Regions from separate parts of the Homo sapiens genome. Here region 2 is linked to region 1. The links are chromatin contacts, found by Hi-C or POLR2A ChIA-PET in ENCODE. All regions are on one chromosome and are shown on one strand. Each heading gives the region's core, a stretch centred on a gene start or an enhancer-like site at or near the end of the contact. The rest is flanking DNA. Distances are from core to core; before and after follow the strand shown.

Evidence for each region. Hi-C counts contacts between places; a loop is a spot of excess contacts on that map. ChIA-PET counts read pairs that join two places held with the same protein, here RNA polymerase II (POLR2A). Pooled maps may share reads with other maps.
Region 2: a map with no recorded cell type shows a loop between it and region 1 (6-fold over the local background). The contact joins two enhancer-like sites. A Hi-C loop is called at or near these places in 2 of 37 single-sample maps with no recorded cell type and 9 of 50 pooled maps. POLR2A ChIA-PET finds 5 or more read pairs at or near these places in 2 of 52 experiments (PC-9 and Panc1).

The regions. Positions count from the first base shown.
Region 1 is chr6:47,238,963-47,245,311 of GRCh38, forward strand. All of the region lies in intron 4 of TNFRSF21 (TNF receptor superfamily member 21), which reads right to left. Among named protein-coding and RNA genes, the nearest start is that of TNFRSF21, 68 kb to the right of the region's middle. RefSeq lists enhancers at 3,499-3,628, 3,849-4,078. Within about 2 kb of position 3,634, at least 27 of the 41 ENCODE cell types and tissues checked have a DNase peak (open chromatin) inside an H3K27ac peak, as active enhancers do; they include PC-9 and Panc1, where a contact is called at or near this core.
Region 2 is chr6:47,412,202-47,418,550 of GRCh38, forward strand. No RefSeq gene overlaps it. Among named protein-coding and RNA genes, the nearest start is that of CD2AP, 62 kb to the right of the region's middle. RefSeq lists enhancers at 1,829-1,878, 1,889-1,948, 2,451-2,500. Within about 2 kb of position 2,475, at least 12 of the 41 ENCODE cell types and tissues checked have a DNase peak (open chromatin) inside an H3K27ac peak, as active enhancers do; they include PC-9 and Panc1, where a contact is called at or near this core.

The DNA.
Region 1 (6,349 bases), core at 2,384-4,883:
TACCCACTCTGGATGCTTAACCAAATCAAAATGGGAAACTGAGGCTGGGCGCAGTGGCTTACACCTGTAATCCCAACACTTTGGGAGGCCAAATGGGCAGATCACTGTAGGTCAGGAGTTCAAGACCAGCCTGGTCAACATAGCGAAACCCTGTCTCTACTAAAACTACAAAAATTAGCCGGGCATGGTGGCACATGCCTGTAATCCCAGCTGCTCAGGAGGCTGAGGCAGGAGGATTGCTTGAACTGGGGAGGCGGAGGTTGCAGTGAGGCGAGATCACGCCCCTGCACTCCAGCCTGGGCAACAGAGCAAGACTCCATCTCAAAAAAAAAAAAAAAAAAAAAAAAAGGAAACTGAAGCCCAAAAATAATTCTCCACTTCTAATATCAAACTGAAAAATCACTTCCCTGTTGACTGACCTTTCCTGAGATGACACACTGGTGGAGGTTGCAGTATTCCCCTAGCCCCGGGGATGGCAGAGCCATGGATGGTAAAGGAAAATCCTTCCAAATTTTATTCATGACAAGGGTGGTAGATAAATGAAATAAGATTTCGAGGCAGCAAGATCTGGCAGCATTCTTGGGTAGACTCTGAGAGCAGGAATAGGCGAGAACTCCAGCCTCAACTGCCATCTGTGTGGCATGTACTTCATGTTCCCCATAGTCAGCTCCTAAAAATCAAAGTCATGAAAATCCTGGAAAAAGCATTGCAAGAAAAGAGAGAAGACATAACACTAACTAGCTGTGTGGCACTAGGAAAACCACTTCCCTCATCAGACCTGTGGTCTCACTTCTAACCTAAATAGGTTAGACCAGGTCACTTCTGTGTTCCTTTCATTCAAATTATGTCTTATTTATTGCTTGTCTTACTGTTGCTATTTCATTCTCCTCATGCCCTAATCCCCCACTCCAATTCTCTTTCCCCTTCCAAGTTACCCCCACCTGAACTACCTGCTCAACGAAAGTTTACCACAAAGTTATTTTCAATTACTACCCAATTACAATCTCCCTGTGGTTGCACAATCTGTTTTCATAAAACTAATTAATGACTTTGATGCATCAGCGACCCCCTGAAATGAAGCATTAATTGCCCAGCCTGGATGCTCTTTGCCAGCCTGCTAAAATGGTTCCATTTAACCCCTTGGCTCCTGACACTACCCAGTTCAATACCACCAGGCCCCTTTTCCCTAATATAACTAGATATGCCTGATAGTCCCCAGCAGAAAGCTCCTTACAGTAAAGTCGCTGTTTTGATTTAATTTTCCCTCCAGACCTCATTCAACACTTAGAAAGAAGGAAGAGTTCTATGTTACATTTGTGAAAATCTCTCACTTTAATAATGGTTTTTAAAAGCCCATTTGCTAAATCTAACTGAAACTTACTGCTTTTCCATATGAGGTAACAAAAAGAGACCTGAAGAAATAAGCCATTGCCAATACTGTGCTAGGTGATTCAGCAGAAAATATCTGTGATTCGTTTGCTGCTAAGGAAGTTGTATCAGCCCCATTTTACAGATGAGGAAACTGAGGCTCTAAGAGGTAATAACTTGCCCCAAGCCATAGAACCAGGATTCAAGACCAGGTCTGTCTAGTTTCAAAGTTACCCTCTTTGCTGCCATGTCACTTCCCTGTCTGGACCCCACAGCATTTAGAGAAAATTGACAAACCCTGTAAACTGATTACAAGCGATCACATGACCACAGGGCATTGCCCGAGCCCCTCCGCTAGAGTGAAGTGGGTAGAGGTTGAGATCTGCAAGTACCTGGGACTCAATGGCAGACTTACACTCCAGCTGGATGACTGCGCTAAGATAAATATGAGAGATTCTGTGAATACCAGATACCTCAACTGTAGCCAATAACTTTGTTTTCTATTGAAAATATTTCAGATCCCAACAGACAAGTGGCTGGTTAAAAAAACAAACAAACAAATTCAATTTCTACTAAAGGTTTATCTCAAAGGAATTCTAGTCGCGAATAAATATAAAATTACAACTATTTAAGAATTATGATATTATCTCAAGCCTGTTTCCCCTGCTCTCCCAGCTGCCCACATAATCAAAATCAAATTAGATTTCAAGACCTTCTATAGGCCTATACAGGCATATAAGATGGGCTCTGGGAGGAAAAAAAGGCATATTTTCTTTGCCAGAAAAGTATTTCTTGATATCTGAATCTATGTGGTCTTTAGAGAAGAGGAATTCAGATAATAAGAAATGCTTTCTTATTCAAATCTATGTGGTTCCAGGATTTCAGATATAAATAAGGGTTCATATAATGAGGTTACCAGCCTCATCACAAAACAATTTATCTGAATCTATTCAATTCCTAAGTTCGGACACTGTAAAATACTTGTATATAATGATTTCTCCCTTAAAAAATAAAAACAAATACATCACCCTAAAAAAAAAGTTTCAGATGATGAGAGACAATGATTTTAAAATTATTCTTCTGAGTGTGAATTCTTGTTCAATTCAATCCAGAGTAAGGGGTCTTGGCAAGCAGAACCCAAATGTACCCAATTTTTTTTTTGCAAACAAAAATCTTAAGAGGCAAATGGAAAAATGCTGATTTCTAAATGCTTGAAAGAAGGATTATCAGTTATAAGAAATTTAGAGAAAGTCTTCGAAATGGGAATATGGACTGGAAACGTATACATACATAGATAAAGCAAATATGCCAAAATGTGAATAACAATTGAATCTAGATGGTAGATTTATTATTTGTTGTAATGTGCTTCCAAATTTTCTTTGCTTCGTAAGTCTTCTCTTAAAACATTATTTTAAAAAATTAAAGAGAAGGGCCAAGAGTCAAGTAACTTTAAGAGAAAAATTCCCCAAACTTTTCCTGGGCTTCTAATTGTTGAGTTAAAACCTCTTGTTTTCTTTCCTTCTTTCTTCTTCTCCTGCACAGCCCAGACTTTAGTACATGAAGCAAGGAGGTGCTTCCATTGCATAAGTAGGGAACAGCACCAACACTTAAATCTAAATTGTCAATTGCCAAGTGGACAGCGAGGGCCATCTGCTGTCTAGAGCTCCCTGGGATCACTGGATGTCATGGGATGGAAGAAAGAACAGGAGCACAACACCAAGATGTTCTGCTCAGCTTCCTTGGGAACCCCCAAGCCAGACCACAGAGATGGCATAGGTGAGTGAACCTTAAGCTGGGAGCCAATGCAGAGCCTGCAGAACAAACTCACCCACCATCAGGGGAATCTCAGGATTAACCTGGCCAAAAAAATGCCAAAACCACTGGGGAATTATTTTAAAAAACACTCCCACTCACCCCAGATCTGTTCAAGCACAGAATAATGAAAAGGTTTTGTTTCAACTGCAACCTTACTTAAGGCCTATGAAGTTAGACTAGGTTAGCTGGTCACGGTGGGTTTCTCGCTTAAATACCCCAAACTCAAATCAAGGTAGTTGGCTATAATTTTCTGTATATACCTCGTCTTAGAATTCTCATCATTTCTAAGAGTTAATTTCAAAATTGAGCCCCAAAGTCTATAAATCCACCCCCATTTAAGTCAAAGTGTCAATAGCCAATCCTTGCCCTAAGCAAGAGAGCTGTGCCTTTCCTGTATGTACAGGAGAAAAGCCACAACAAATAGTGCTGCACAAAGCTGCCAAAGCTGGTAAGAACCAGCTGGCTCCGGAGGGAGGGAAAAGGGGGGGCAGCCCCGCCCCGCTACCGGCACGGGTGTCTGCAGGCTGTCCAGGCTGCTGACATCAACGGTAGTGGTGTTGCAGCCCTGAGCTGACTCACTGATTAGCTTTCTCAAAAAGAGGAAGTGAGGACAGTGAATAAGTGGGTTCTCTTGGTTCAGAGCTGGAGCCCACTCACGTTTGAAAATATTGCCAAGACTTTTAAGAGCTCAGCACCATCGGAACATGAGGAGATCATGCTCCATTGGAAATTCCTTAGGTTTCCCTAAACTTCTATTGGAAAATCTTTCCCACAAAAAAGCCTTTCGATAATTCTATCCATGAGAAAAAGTTTCGCAAACCTTTTTAAAGCTTGCCATAAGACACTGTGGAGGATGGAAAGTAATTTCGTAGGAAACTCAAGACCTTGAAGTAAGAAGGCTTAAGTTCATCTTTATGACTCGGGCTTTTTGAACTCATCAAATCTGATTAAATTAGCATTGCATAATAAGTCCATTAATTAGATTCATGCCATTAGAATTACAATGCATATGGTCTACAAGTCTAAGTTAACCTTTGACCTTAACCTCTGACTTCCAAGTCTCGGCAACTCAGTTTCCCTCCGTGGTGGTAACTACTGTTACCAAGTCACAATATACTCTTCCAGAGATAGAGACAGTCTATACTTATACCAATAAATAAGTATATATGTTCTCCACCCCCCTTATTTTTTAAAACAATTTTTAACATCTATGTATATACTGTGTGTGTGTGTATATATATGTATATATTTTTGCAATATGGTGGCACAATGTACATACTGTTGTTTTTTTGGTTTTGTTTTTTTCGTGTCTCCCAGGCTGGAGTGCAGTGGTGCAATCTCGGCTCACTGCAGCCTCCATATCCTGTATTCAATTGATTTTCGTGCCTTAGCCTCCTGACTAGCTGGGATTACAGGCATGCACCACCAGGCCCAGATGATTTTTGTAGTTTTAGTAGAGATGGGGTTTCACCATGTTGGCCAGGCTGTTCTCAAACTCCTAACTTCAAGTGATCTGCCCACCTTGGCCTCCCAAAGTGCTGAGATTATAGGTGTGAGCCACTGTGCCCCATCCTACATACTATTCTTCACCTGGCCTTTTTTCGTTTAACCCTTCTTGAGGTTAGCACATGAAGAGCTGACTCACTTCTTCTGACAAGTGCATGCTGTTCCATTGTACAGATGTTCAATAACTTAGATAACCAGTCCTCTAGTGAAGGGCATTTGTAGATCTCCTCACTCTTTTGCTATTACACATGACACTACAATGAATATATGTGTACTTGCATCATTCTGAATGCATGTGAACATGTGTAAGATATCTTCCTAGATGTGGAATTATAGGTCTCCATGCCAGCCTGAGAGGTTAAAAATCTGCATGTTTAAAAAGTCTTCAGGCTGGGCGCGGTGGCTCACACCTGTAATCCCAGCACTTCGGGAGGCCGAGGCGGGCGGATCACAAGGTCAGGAGATAGAGACCATCCTGGCTAACACGGTGAAACCCCATCTCTACTAAAAAATACAAAAAAAATTAGCCAGGCGTGGTGGCGGGGACCTGTATTCCCAGCTACTCGGGAGGCAGAGGCAGGAGAATGGCGTGAACCCGGGAGGGGGAGCTTGCAGTGACCCGAGATGGCGCCACTGCACGCCAGCCTGGGCGACACAGCAAGACTCCGTCTCAAAAAAAAAAAAAAAAAAAAGGCTTCAGTATTTCCTTCTCTGTGAACTGTCTTGTTCACAAGACTGCACATTTTTTTTCTTAATTTGTAAAAACTCCTTATTTTTCAAGAAACTGAACCCTATGTTTCAAACAATTTCAACCTGTGATTATTTTGTCTTTTGATTTGTATACGGTGTTTTCTGGCTTGTGTATTTATTGTTAAGTAGTTGCATTGTTCTTGTACGGCTTCTGTGCTTTATGTTATTCTCTACTGTTGTGATTATAAAAACAAAACATTTCCCCCAAGTTTTTTTTCTAGTACTTTTTTGGTGATAAGTCATTTTAGTTGTTGGGCATTTAATTTCAGCCTGTCCTGTGAAAGTCCAACTGTAGATCGATCAAAGTTTCCTCTGTGGCAATTGTTTATTAAAAAACCAGGAATGACATTAGTCTCTCCCAAGGAAATGGTGAAAAATAAGTGATGAAAACCTCGAAATTAACTGATATAAAATAAAACCTACTGCTGACCATGATGCAATTCCTCATCAGCAAGTGTACCTGTTATTGACACTTGGGTTATAACAGAATAAGGGACACTTTCACAAACACAGAGTGGAGAAGCTAGGCCAAAGCTGGAAGCTATTCAACTTTATCCAAATCGGTGTTTTGCCTTTAAAAAGAAAAAGTGAAAATGTGCTCTCCTGCACTGGTAATTGATGGAGAAAATAAGCTTCTTTTCACAGTATTGATTCTGATTTCCTCCCAATGCACTTTTTGAGAAAGCCAGGAAGGGTGTAGATTAAAGGGGTGGGAAATGTCATCCACTAACAGACCCAGCCTTTTCTGAATGGTGAGACACTCTGTCTCAGAAAAAAATTAAAGCCCACTTCCATCCCTCTGTATAGCAGCTTCACAGAATATATTCTCAAGTCTGGCTCACATATCTATCCCTCCTATAAAACTGTCAGCATCCTAAGGGATGATTCTGCTTTGTGTTTTGTTTTGTTT
Region 2 (6,349 bases), core at 1,225-3,724, 170 kb after region 1:
TGACAAAAATAAAAAAGCAATTCAATGGAGGAAAGATAGGCTTTTAAAATAAACTTTTGATTTCAGAATACTTTTTGAGTCATAGAAAACTTGTGAAGATAGGACAGAGAGTTTCTATATATCTCATTTACTAATTTCCTCTGTTATTAACATCTTGCATTCGTATGGTATATTTCTTACAATTAATAGGCCGATATTAAAACATTATTATTGGCTGGGCACAGTGACTTATGCCTGTAATCCCTGCACTTTGAGAGGCTGAGGTGGGAGAACTGATTGAGGCCAGGAGTTCAAGACCAGCCTGGGCAATATTGCAAGGTTCCATCTCTACAAAAAACATTATTTTATAAAAGTTAGCCAGGTGTGGTAACACACATTTGTGGTCCCAGATGCTCAGGAGGCTGAGGTGGGAGGATCACTTGAGCCCAGGAGTTTGAGGCATGGGGTGGGAATGGGAAGTGACTGTAAGTGAGGGCAAAGTTTCTTTTTGGGCTGAAGAAAATGTTCTAAAATTAGATTGTAGTGATGGTCATATAACTTTATAAGTCTGCTAAAAAGTCACTGAATTGGCCACACATGGTAGCTCACACCTGTAATCCCAATGCTTTGAGAAGCCAAGGCAAGAGGATGGCTTAAGGCTAGGAATTCAAGACCAGCCTGGGCAACATAGTGAGCCCTCATCTCTACAAAAATAAAAATAAAAATTAGCCTGGTGTGGTGGTGCATGCCTGTAGTTCCAGCTACTCTGGAGGCTGTGGCAGGAGGATCACTTGATCCCAGAAGTTTGAGGCTTCAGTGAGCTATGATCACTTCACTGTACTCCACTGGGCAACAGAGGGGACGCTGTCTCTAAAAAATAAATAAATAAAAATAAAAATCACTGAGTTGTAAGCTTTAAACGAGTGAATTTTATTCACCAAAAAAGCTATCTTTAAAAACAAACTATAAACAGAGAAGTCTCTCTTCTATTCCTGTCCTAGACCCCGTTCTCTCCCATCCCCACAGAAAATCATTTTTATTAGTTTTTGGCTTGCCCTACCAGTTTTACTTTGGCAAATGTAAGCAAGTACAAATACATTAAGTGATTTTAAAATTTTGCCTTAAATACTGGCAATTGACAAAAGCAGCTCTATCTAATTGAGAGGTAAGAAGGAACTCCCTGTAAACCTTTTAGAGATTCTAAAAGGACACTTCTGGGGCTCCACAAAAGTTTTAAAGTTTACAACATTAGTTTCAGCGTGTCCAATTACTTCGGAAAACATATGGCTTTTGGCCAGATGTGGTAGCTCATGCCTGTAATCCCAGCACTTTGGGAGGCCAAGGCGGGCAGATCACCTGAGGTCGGGAGTTCAAGACCAGCCTGGCCAACATGGTGAAACCGTGTCTCTACTAAAAACACAAAAATTAGCTGGGCATGGTGGTGCATGCCTCTAATCTCAGCTACTCAGGAGGCTGAGGCAGGAGAATCACTTGAACCCAGGAGGTGGAGGTTGCTGTGAGCTGAGATTGTGCCACTGCACTCCAGCCTGGGTGACAAAGAGAGACTCTGCCTCACAAAAAATAAAAAATAAAAAAAATACGGCTTTTATTAATTTGAGTGAAGGGGTTCACAAATTAACAACAACAAGAAGGAGAGAGAATGCAGATGACAAAATTGCCTTGTGGGAGACCCAGACAGATACAATTAGCAACAGTTGGGAGGGAAGGTTGTAAGTGAAAGGGGCTTGAAAGAGAGAGAGAGAGTTTGTGTGTGTGTGTTGTCTGTGTGTGTGTGTTGTCTGTGTGTGTGTTGTGTCTATCCATCTGTGTAAGAAAGACATTATCTTTAGAGGCTTTTGCTAAGCTGTTCATGATGAGTATCTGAAAGAAGGTCGGGTGTATACCAAGTTCTTCACGCTAATGAGAGAGGAAGAAAGAAGGAAAAGGAAGAAGTCATGCATTTGCCAGTTTCCCATATTGGCCACTAGATGGCAACACCAACCCAAGACAGTCCTCTTCTGAGATGAGAGAAAAGGGTTGTATAGGATTAAGTACACAATTAGTTTGAATAACTTATTCCTATATACCACAGTTTTCAGTCAAGTATTCTTACCTCAGGAAGGGCATGTATAAGTTTATACATGTTTAAATGTATACGTGCATCTAAGAATACAAGCCAGGCAGGCAGACAGAATGCAAAATCTCCACAATGGTTGCTGACATTCTTTGCACTCACTAAATCTTACATATACGGAATTTCTTGACATAAAAATGGATTAGGTCTCAAAAGCGAGAAATGGTAAGGCATTTACTATTTACCGTCTTCAGACCATAAAACCTCTTTAAACTGCAACTTTACTGTCAGCACCTTAGAATCTAAACATAACGTTTCAAAACGTTTCCATGGAGAAGGTTTTGATTTCAACTTAGCATGCCAACAGACCATTTTCTTGTCTTCCCATTGTCTACGTGGTGGAAATTTCTTCAGCTGTAAGCCAGACTGGAAACTTGTAGCCCAATGGGTGTCAAGGATAAAAGGTGTGGTAAGCTCCTTATTCCCTTGTTATTGAGGTGGGACCATCGGCTTCCATTTTCAGTGGTGTTTCCATAAAGATTTTCATCTTCTCCAGCGCCCGAGGCATCAGAAGAATTTATGTGACCCCAAGATCACCTTGAAACCATATTACCGGTTTATGGTTTCCTAAAAGCTTTTTGTGTGATTAGGTTTCGTTTTACTGTTAATCACAACAAGAAACAGGAAGTGGGTAAAAACACCAAAGAGAAAGTTGCAAAGTTTCAAACAATTCCACCATAAATAGTCGCACAATGAGAGTTGTCCCTAGATTTCACTGGAATGTAAATAAAAGCCTTGATCATTCTCACTGCTCGACAGCCACAGTTTCACTTTGTTCTTCATGGCTCTGCCAACCCTCTGAAACTCTCAGTCACGGGGACTGTGCTCTCAGCTTTCCTCCAAGAGATTTCTCCACTGCCATTGCCTCCTGTTTTTTCTTACCTCCTTTTATTTAATATTTACAGGAAAAGCTGTTGATATATGTGGAATGTTTGAGGATACAAAATGAATTAAATGATATTTAATGACATTTGGAAGAAAACCCAGATTTTCCACCCAAGTTTTTCTTCCTCAAAAAGAAAGGCCATTGTGTGCTCTTTCTTACTAGAGTGGGGGATGAAGAGTCCATTGCAAAGTGAAGACTTGGTCCAAAGCTGACCATGCTACAGGCTAGAGACACGGGCAGTCACAGGAAGGGTATGGCATGATGTCTAATATATACTGCACATTCCATATGTTCTATAGTATGCTATTCAAGATCTGCATAATCAAGAAATATTTTCCAATTTAAATTAATTAATGCTGGTCTGGTTTGAATTAGTAGAGAGAAAAAAGTCTAAATTAAATATATTATCAAAGCCTGGGCAACCCAACAAGATCTCATCTCTACAAAAAATAAAGAAATAAAATGAAATAAAAAAATTAGCCAGGCATGGTGGCACATGCCTGTTGTCCCAGCTACTAGGAAGGCTGAGGCAGGAGGATTGCTTGAATCCAGGAAGTCAAGGCTGCAGTAAGTTGTGATCATGTCACTGCACACCAGCAGAGGTGACAGAGAAAGATCCTGTCTGTAAAAAATAAATAAATAAATAAATAAAGGTAGATGCTGCCAATGTCTCAGCCTTTATGATGTCCACCTGCCAGCATCAGGGTCCCTTTGCCCAAAGATTTTCTCTGACCACTGGAGTGCACTTTGCTGCACCAGGCTTAGGGAAATGAACAGATATCTGGGAAGTATTCCTTAAAAAATGACTGATGGGAACTGGTGAGGCAAGACTTCAGCTCATTCACCCCACTGAGGAAATAGCTCTGAGGTTTGTGTTATTCTGGATCTCCAGAGTTGCCAGCTGGATTAAGTTCCAATTGTCCATTACAGTAACTGGCTTGATAACACAGACCATTTATTAGTCTTCAATTCCTTGCCTCTCTTGCCCACTCACTAACAGTATTTCTTGAGATACTGTAATCACCCAACAGGTTCTTCCTGCCAGCGGCACAGACAAAACCAATTCACTGGGACCATGGTATTGCAGTAAAGAAAGAGTTTAATTAACAAAAAGCTGGCCAGGCAGAAGAAGTGGAGCTATCACTCAAATCAGTCTCCCTTAGAACTCAGACCCTATGGTTTTTATGGATAATTTGGTGGGCAGGGGGCTAGGGAATTGATACAGCTGATTGGTTGGAAGTGAAATTATTGGGGTGTGGGAGATGGTGCTCAAGCCTTAAGTCAGCCTCTGAGAGGTGGGGGTCACAGGACCAGTTAAGTCATGAGTCACAGGTCTGGTAGGGTCAGTCAGTTGCTGCAGTGCAAAAACCTGAAAAATATCTCAAAAGACCACTCTTAGGTTTTACAATAGTCATGTTATCTTTGGGAGCAATTGGGAAAGTCACAAATTTTGTGACCTCTGGCTACATGACTCCTGAGCAGTAAATGATTATGGAAACTACGCCTACATATTAGCAGACTTCAGGGCCTTCTATAATCTTAGCCTCATGGCCTTTTGTTAGTTTTCCACCCTTGAGCAAGGAGTGGTTAGTTCCAGGGAAGGGCTACTATCATCCTTGCTTTCAAGTTAAACTATAGACTAAATTCCTCCCATAGTTAGCTTGTCCTATGCCCAGAATGATCAAAGACAGCCAGCCTGTGAAGCCAAAAGCAAGATGGAGTCAGCCATGTTAGATTTCTCTCACTGTCGTAATCTTTGCAAAACCTATTTCAATACCAAATAAACTAATTACTCTCAAATTCTTGTCTCACAGTGTCTGCTTTTAGTAAAATCCAAATTAATAATATATAAAAATGCATTTTTATTGCAGTAAAATATACATAAAATTTAGCATTTCGACCATGTTTAAGTGTTCGGTGGCATCAAGTACATTCACATTGTTGTGCAATCATCACCACCATGCATCCCCAGAAGTCTTTCATGACCCCAAAGTGAAACTCTACACCCATCAAGCAGAAACTCCCCATTTCTCCTTCTCTCAGCCCCTGGTGACCACCATTCTACTTTCCTTCCTTATGAATTTGACTATTCTAAGTACCTCATGTAAATGGAATCATACATTTCCTTTTCTATCTGGCTTATTTCACATAGCATAATATCTTCACAGTTCACCCATGATGTAGCATCTGTTATAATTTCATCCCTTTTTAAAGCTGAATAATATTTCATCGTATGTATATACTACATTTTGTTTACCCATTTAGTCATTGATGGACATTTGGGTTGCTTCCACCTTTTGGCTATTGTAAATCATGCTACTATGAACATTGGTGTACAAGTGTCTGTTCAAGTCTCTCTTTGCTATCAATTTTTTGGGGGTATATACTCAGAAATGGAATTGCTGGATTATGTGGTAATTTTATTTTTACTTTTTAAGGAACCACTACACTGTTTTCCATAGTGACCACACCATTTTACATTTTCACGAGCAATGCACAAGGATTCCAATTTCTCTCTCTCCCTGCCAAGACTTGCTACTTTTAGGGGTTTGTTTTGTTGTTGTTGTTATTTGCTTGTTTGTTTTATTGTAGTCATCTTAATGGGCATAAAGTGGTAGCTCATTGTGGTTTTAATTGGAATTTCCTTAATTATTAATGATGAGCAAACAAACGATGATTTAATTTGTTTATTGGCCAATTTATATATCTTCTTTGTAGAAATGTCAATTCAAGTTTTTGCCCATTTTTATTTTATTTTATTTTATTTATTTATTTTTTTCAAGACAGAGTCTTGCCATCTTGCCCAGGCTGGTCTCAAACTCCTGGGCTCAAGTGAACCTCCTGCCTTGGCCTCCCAACGTGCTGGGATTACAGATGTGAGCCACTGCACCCAACCTTTTGCCCATTTTAAAACTGGATTATTTGGGTTTTTGTTATTGTTATATCATAGGAGGTCTTTATAAATTCTGGATACTAACCTCTTATCAGATACAGTTTACAAATACTCTCTCCTGTTCTGTGGGTTACCTTTTCCCTGCTTTCATAATGTCCTTTTGATCCACAGTAGCTTTAATTTTGATGAAGTCTAATTTATCTACTTGCTTTTGTTGCCTGTGCTTGTGAAGTCATTCAAGAAATTATTATTAAATCCAATGTTATGAGGCTTTTCCTCTGTTTTCTGTTTTTATGTTTTGTTTTAATTGAAATGGAGTCTCTCTGTGTTGGCCAGGCTCAAACTCCTAGGCACCAGTGATCCTCCTGCCTCAGCCTCTCAAATAGCTGGGATTACAGGTACACACCACTGTGCCCAACTTCTTCTGGTTTCAGATTAAGAATTTCATAGTTCTAGG